2 separate regions of the Homo sapiens genome follow, and region 1 is linked to region 2. A link is a loop called in an ENCODE intact Hi-C map of the cell type or tissue named here. Cell type or tissue: ascending aorta. All regions are shown on one strand.

Region 1 (2,500 bases), 770 kb before region 2:
CTTGTTTTCTTCTGCCACTGCAAACTGGGGTTTTAGCCTCAAGCCCTATCCTGTTCCTGTAGGGTGTGTTTCAGATGCCAGCTTATTTCAGAGTTCCCTGTGAGCCAGCGGGTGCATAGAAGCTAGGTTGTTGTCTGCATTCTGATCTTGCATCCAGCAAGCCACACACATTTGAAGAAAGAATAGAGAGTTGTTTGGATCTGGCTGATTGAGCAACGCAGGCTTTATAATTGTGTCAAGCTAGGTCTTGTCAGACTGCATCGACTTAAGTAATATTCCATGTCAGGCCCACAGGTTTATGGCATTGAAGCCTCTTTGTTTCAGTCTCAGTCATCCTAAACAGACTTCATTTCCCAATAGAAAAGCTTTAGATGTGAATGAACCCCAAATACCTGAAAACATCCATTTTCTGCCTGCATGGCTACTGGTCCCAGAACCGTTACAATGCTAGTGCAGCCATGCATCCTTTTAAGTCCATCTCTGAACAGTATTGTTTGGTTATAACTGTATGGAGAATTAGGGAGCTTGATATATGTCCCTTTGCAATGCCTTCTAAGTCTTAATAGCCAAAACTGGGTGGTAAATATTATTTCCTTTTCCCTTTACTATGTGAATGATACTTAGACAAAACTTATATAACTATCTTAACTATGCAGACATTTACTTCAGCCCAGAGTGTCTGTGATCTTGACTATGAGAATCTTGTCTCTTGAGCTTTCTTTTTTAGCTTGAATATCTTTCTATATTTCGAAAAGATGGACCAGAAATATTTAAGTTACTACTTAAGTCAACACAGGATGAAAAGTTTTTAACTTCTTTAAAGGATTAATGAGGGTGCCCTCCAGGCCAATCCCAGTGTGCTCAGGAATTACCTCTCTTGTTGGGGATGTGACATGCTCTTGGCCAGAACAGAGCTCAGCCGGATGTCACTGTGCTCACTCAGCCTGTGGGGTGAGAGGCCGAGGATTGCTTCCTGTGGGCTGAGTAAGCCTTCCTGTGTTGTCAGCGACTGCCAGACTAGCTGCTGCCAGGCAGTACCAGCTTGCCCATCAGGCGCTCTTGTTGCCTAACTGAGACACTCTGTGCTTTCAGGAACGAGAGTACCCTGATGTCCAGACAGCCTCCCGTTGCTGTCTAAATATTTGTCTTGGATATGCTTGTAAGCACCACTGGGTTCCCAGCACTCTGAGTGGGCCTTCCTGGAGTGGGGAGCCTGTGTCGATGGAGCAGTGGGTGGGGAATTTGGAGATGGAAGCCAGGCCCTTGACTCAGAACTGCTCTGTACTTGAATGGAACTGAGCTATGCAGTATGGCCTGGTGGAAAGAATGTGATCATGGGCATTAGCCTCCAACAGACCTTGAGTGTGAATACCCGCTCTCCTGTTTATTGCCTGACCTTGAATACAACAGTTGATCTCCCTAAGCCTCGGTTGCTTTGTCTGTGAATCAGGGAAGAACACTAATACCTACTTTGCAATGTCGCTTTGAGAATTAAATGACAAGCTAGCATATAGAAGCACCTCAATAAATTAATATTAATTGTAACAACCACCACCACCATAACCTTCATGCAGAAATAATTACAGTTTAGGATTTGAATCCTGGCTGTCACCGTTAGGTAATATTTCCTAGCTATAATAAAACAGCTTACACTTGTTGAGGACTCATTTTGTGTTAGATATGCTAAATGGGTTCTCTCTTAATCTTCACAACAACCCCATGAGGTAGATACTGTTATCACCCCCATTTTACAGATGTGGAAACTGAGCACCAGAGAGGCTAAATTACACACCCAAGGTGATACTGCAAGAAATAAGGGAGGGAGGCTTAATAAAAATGCAGAGCTTTTTGATTCTTATGCTGGTAGTCTTAATTAATACCTCAGGTGCTTCAGGAGTAAATAAAGTAAGCCTCAAATTAAATAATAAATGTGAAGTGTCCTGTACATGGATATACACAATACATAGTGGAGGTCTTCCACCCGAGTGGCTTTTAATCTAAAATCTGAAAGTGGCTTGCACCCTTAGATATATGAGAGAGCTTAGTAAAAGTAAGAGTGACTGGAGGAGATCCTGCTGGGCTTGGCAGCTCTGAAGCTCCCATCGCACTCTCTGTCTTGTTCTCTCAATCTGACATGGTTTCCTGTGTCTTTTGCTCTAAGCAGCAGACCTGCTTGGACTGTAAGAAAAATTTTTGCATGACCTGTTCGAGCCAAGTAGGGAATGGGCCCCGCCTCTGCCTTCTCTGCCAACGGTTTCGAGCTACAGCCTTTCAGCGAGAGGAGCTCATGAAGATGAAGGTGAAGGACTTGAGGGACTATCTCAGCCTCCATGACATCTCTACCGAAATGTGCCGGGAGAAAGAAGAGCTGGTGCTCTTGGTCCTTGGCCAGCAGCCTGTAATCTCCCAGGAGGACAGGACTCGTGCCTCCACCTTGTCCCCAGACTTTCCTGAGCAGCAGGCCTTCCTGACCCAGCCTCACTCCAGCATGGTTCCACCT
Region 2 (2,500 bases):
TGCCCAATGGGCATACAAAGACTAGTGACTTCTTTCATAAAGGGTCACTGAGGCAATGTCTATAAATGCATGGGGTTTCTTGAAAGAAAACACTTTTCACTACACTTGTAAAAAGAAACGGGTTGTATTCAACAAATGACTGTTTTATTTCTAGTAAGTGGTCAGTAATGGCATTGTTGAGTGCATTCAGGGAGTCAGGTATGGTGCTGACATACTTTCCAGCGCTGCCTGCCCAGTCCTCCAACCAACCCAGCTTTCGTTAGGTTAAAACTGAAGTTATTTGTCCAGTAACTCAGACAGAATAGTAGATGTGCTGAGACTCCCACCCAGGATGTTTCCATTCCAGAATCTCTTCTTCCTGGGACTAGACTTGATGTCTCATGATGGATATTGGTTTCCTGGAGAATCCCAGAGCAGAGACTCTATGGAGTGGCCATTTCAGACTCTGGTGGAATTACAAAAAGCAGGATGAAGAGAGAACAAATCAACTCGAGCCCTGCTTTGCTTGTGCCTCTTGAGGAGCCTTATTCTTGTTCTGCCTGAATCTCACTAGTTACTCCTTTTCTCCCCAACCAGTGTTGAAACTTCTCTGTGTTTGTCTCAGTCCTCTGCTCATGCCTCAATCCATTCTTATCCAATGAATAAAATGTTTCCAGGACTAGAGACTGTGCAACTTTGTGTAGGAATTTCTTCCTAGGCCATCTCACCTCATCTTCCAAGAAGTTTTCCTCATATCAGGGGAAACCTCTCTCTAATCAGTTAGTGCATCCTTTACCATGAACTTGGTGGACCGCATTCAATTTCCCTTTATAATCCAGTCATGCTTCGGGTTTTCTCTAGGTTAACAAGCTGAAAGATGCTGAGATCTTTAAATAAGTCTCTCCTGGCTTAGTCATATCAGCATCACTCATAGAATCCCAGAATCAATGGGCTTATAGACATCCTGTGGCATGACCACTTGTTTTTATCTGATAAAGCCACAATCCAGAGAAGGAGACCAATTAGCCCATGGTCACAGAGAAAAACTTCCCAGCTTTGCTGGCTGAGTGTTCACATAGGCTTCTGAGTGTTGGAAGCATGTCTCTACTTCAGGAAGGAGTTGTCATCTCTGGAAAGTGACTTGGCCTTTGCATATATCAGACAGTAAACACAGGGAAGGTGAAGGGTATGAATCAGAAAAGAAAGTCTTCTGGAAAGTGATAGCTGTCTGCCTCCCACTTCTGCTCTGTCAAGAAAAGATGCCCTCCCCCGCTGGGAGGTCAGTGCTGGCGTGAGAGAAGTGAGTGGAAATTCCCACTCTGAGGAGGCAGCTTTGGAAGTTCCCAGATCCCGTAGAAGAGAATGCATTTGGCTGGAGCCTGCATTCCAGATACTGGGCCCGGAGCCAGGGAGCTCTCACATGGGGCTGTGCTGGGAACATCTCGGCACAAGCCTGGGTTAGGCTCTGGCACAAACCTGGGTTGGACTCTCGCTTGGGGACACACAAGGGAAAGGCCCCCAGAGGGGCTATGGGGAAAATGAGGGTCAATGCTCTGATGCTGTCCAGAATCCTCAGTTACCCCGGGGCCTCCTCTCTATCAACTCATAGATAAAGAATGGAAAAGCTCCTCTTGGTGAATAATGCTTTCTTCATTCCTCCCGGGGTCTGACCCCACCACTAAGATCCTCTGCATGAACCTTGGTCATCGCTGCAGACTCCCACTCAGTGTCAGGGGTGAAAAAAAGAGGAAGTAAAAGTGAGCTCTCTGGAAAGATCTGAAGCCACTGCCTGGGCTCCCACCAACTTCTGCGGTTCACTTGTCCCTCCCCACCTAGTGCAGGCTCCCTTGCTGGTGCTCCCTTCACTCAGCCTTCAAGAGAGATGCACCGTAGCTCTGCACTCACCATGTCCTTTCTAGACAACCCCCACTCAAGGCCTCTCCTCCAGGCTAGCTCCAGGTAGAATAGAGCCCATTTTCCCAGGGCCGCTACTCTGCAATCCCTTTCCTGTCAAGGATGAAAATCTTTCCTTAATTTTTCACAGAATGTCAGAAAATGAACGAGACCTTAGAGACCATCTACCTGTTTCTCTGATGGGGAGACTGAGGCCATGAACAGGTTAGTGACAGGCTCAAGGTGAGATAGAAGACGAATGGCTACATTTGTGCTGGTTTGCTTATTTCTGGGCTCTCAATGTAGTGCCCTTTGTCATCTACTGCACTATCTCTTTATTATAACATTCATACAATTAGCACATACCCTGTGCAGAGCACCAGGTAGAGGACTGCACAGGGAGGGAGAAGTGAATTAGACATGATGCTTCCTTTTCAGAAGAGATGCTAAAGTAAGAATCCATGGAAAGTAGGACTGAATTTAGGAATAAATCTGATCAGTACTTACCCCAAGCTTCCAGCATCTAAGATTTCTTGCTTTCTGGATTGGATCTGCCCCAGGTCTAATTGCATGCAGTAGCCAAGAATACTCCTGAGCATGGGAATAGGGGTGGCGATGGGCATAGCAT

What was found. Hi-C counts contacts between places; a loop is a spot of excess contacts. Peaks named below come from ENCODE experiments on the same cell type or tissue, not always from the same donor. Only the 100,000 strongest peaks of a DNase experiment are listed, where the experiment ranks them.
Region 1: a loop joins it to region 2, with 5 times the contacts of the local background. A loop is called at or near these places in 1 of 110 quality-filtered maps.

The regions. Positions count from the first base shown.
Region 1 is chr17:35,021,446-35,023,945 of GRCh38, reverse strand. RFFL (ring finger and FYVE like domain containing E3 ubiquitin protein ligase) reads left to right here. Exons shown (of 7, transcript NM_001017368.2): 3 at 2,165-2,500. All of the region lies in intron 5 of RAD51L3-RFFL (RAD51L3-RFFL readthrough), which reads left to right. Among named protein-coding and RNA genes, the nearest start is that of RFFL, 41 kb to the left of the region's middle. In ascending aorta, a CTCF peak has its summit at 1,334; a DNase peak (open chromatin) is centred at 1,085; H3K27ac peaks cover 2,500 bases.
Region 2 is chr17:34,251,470-34,253,969 of GRCh38, reverse strand. No RefSeq gene overlaps it. Among named protein-coding and RNA genes, the nearest start is that of CCL2, 2.6 kb to the left of the region's middle. RefSeq lists an enhancer at 907-2,106. In ascending aorta, no CTCF peak of the experiment used is centred here; DNase peaks (open chromatin) are centred at 1,359 and 1,733; H3K4me3 peaks cover 1,325 bases; H3K27ac peaks cover 2,500 bases.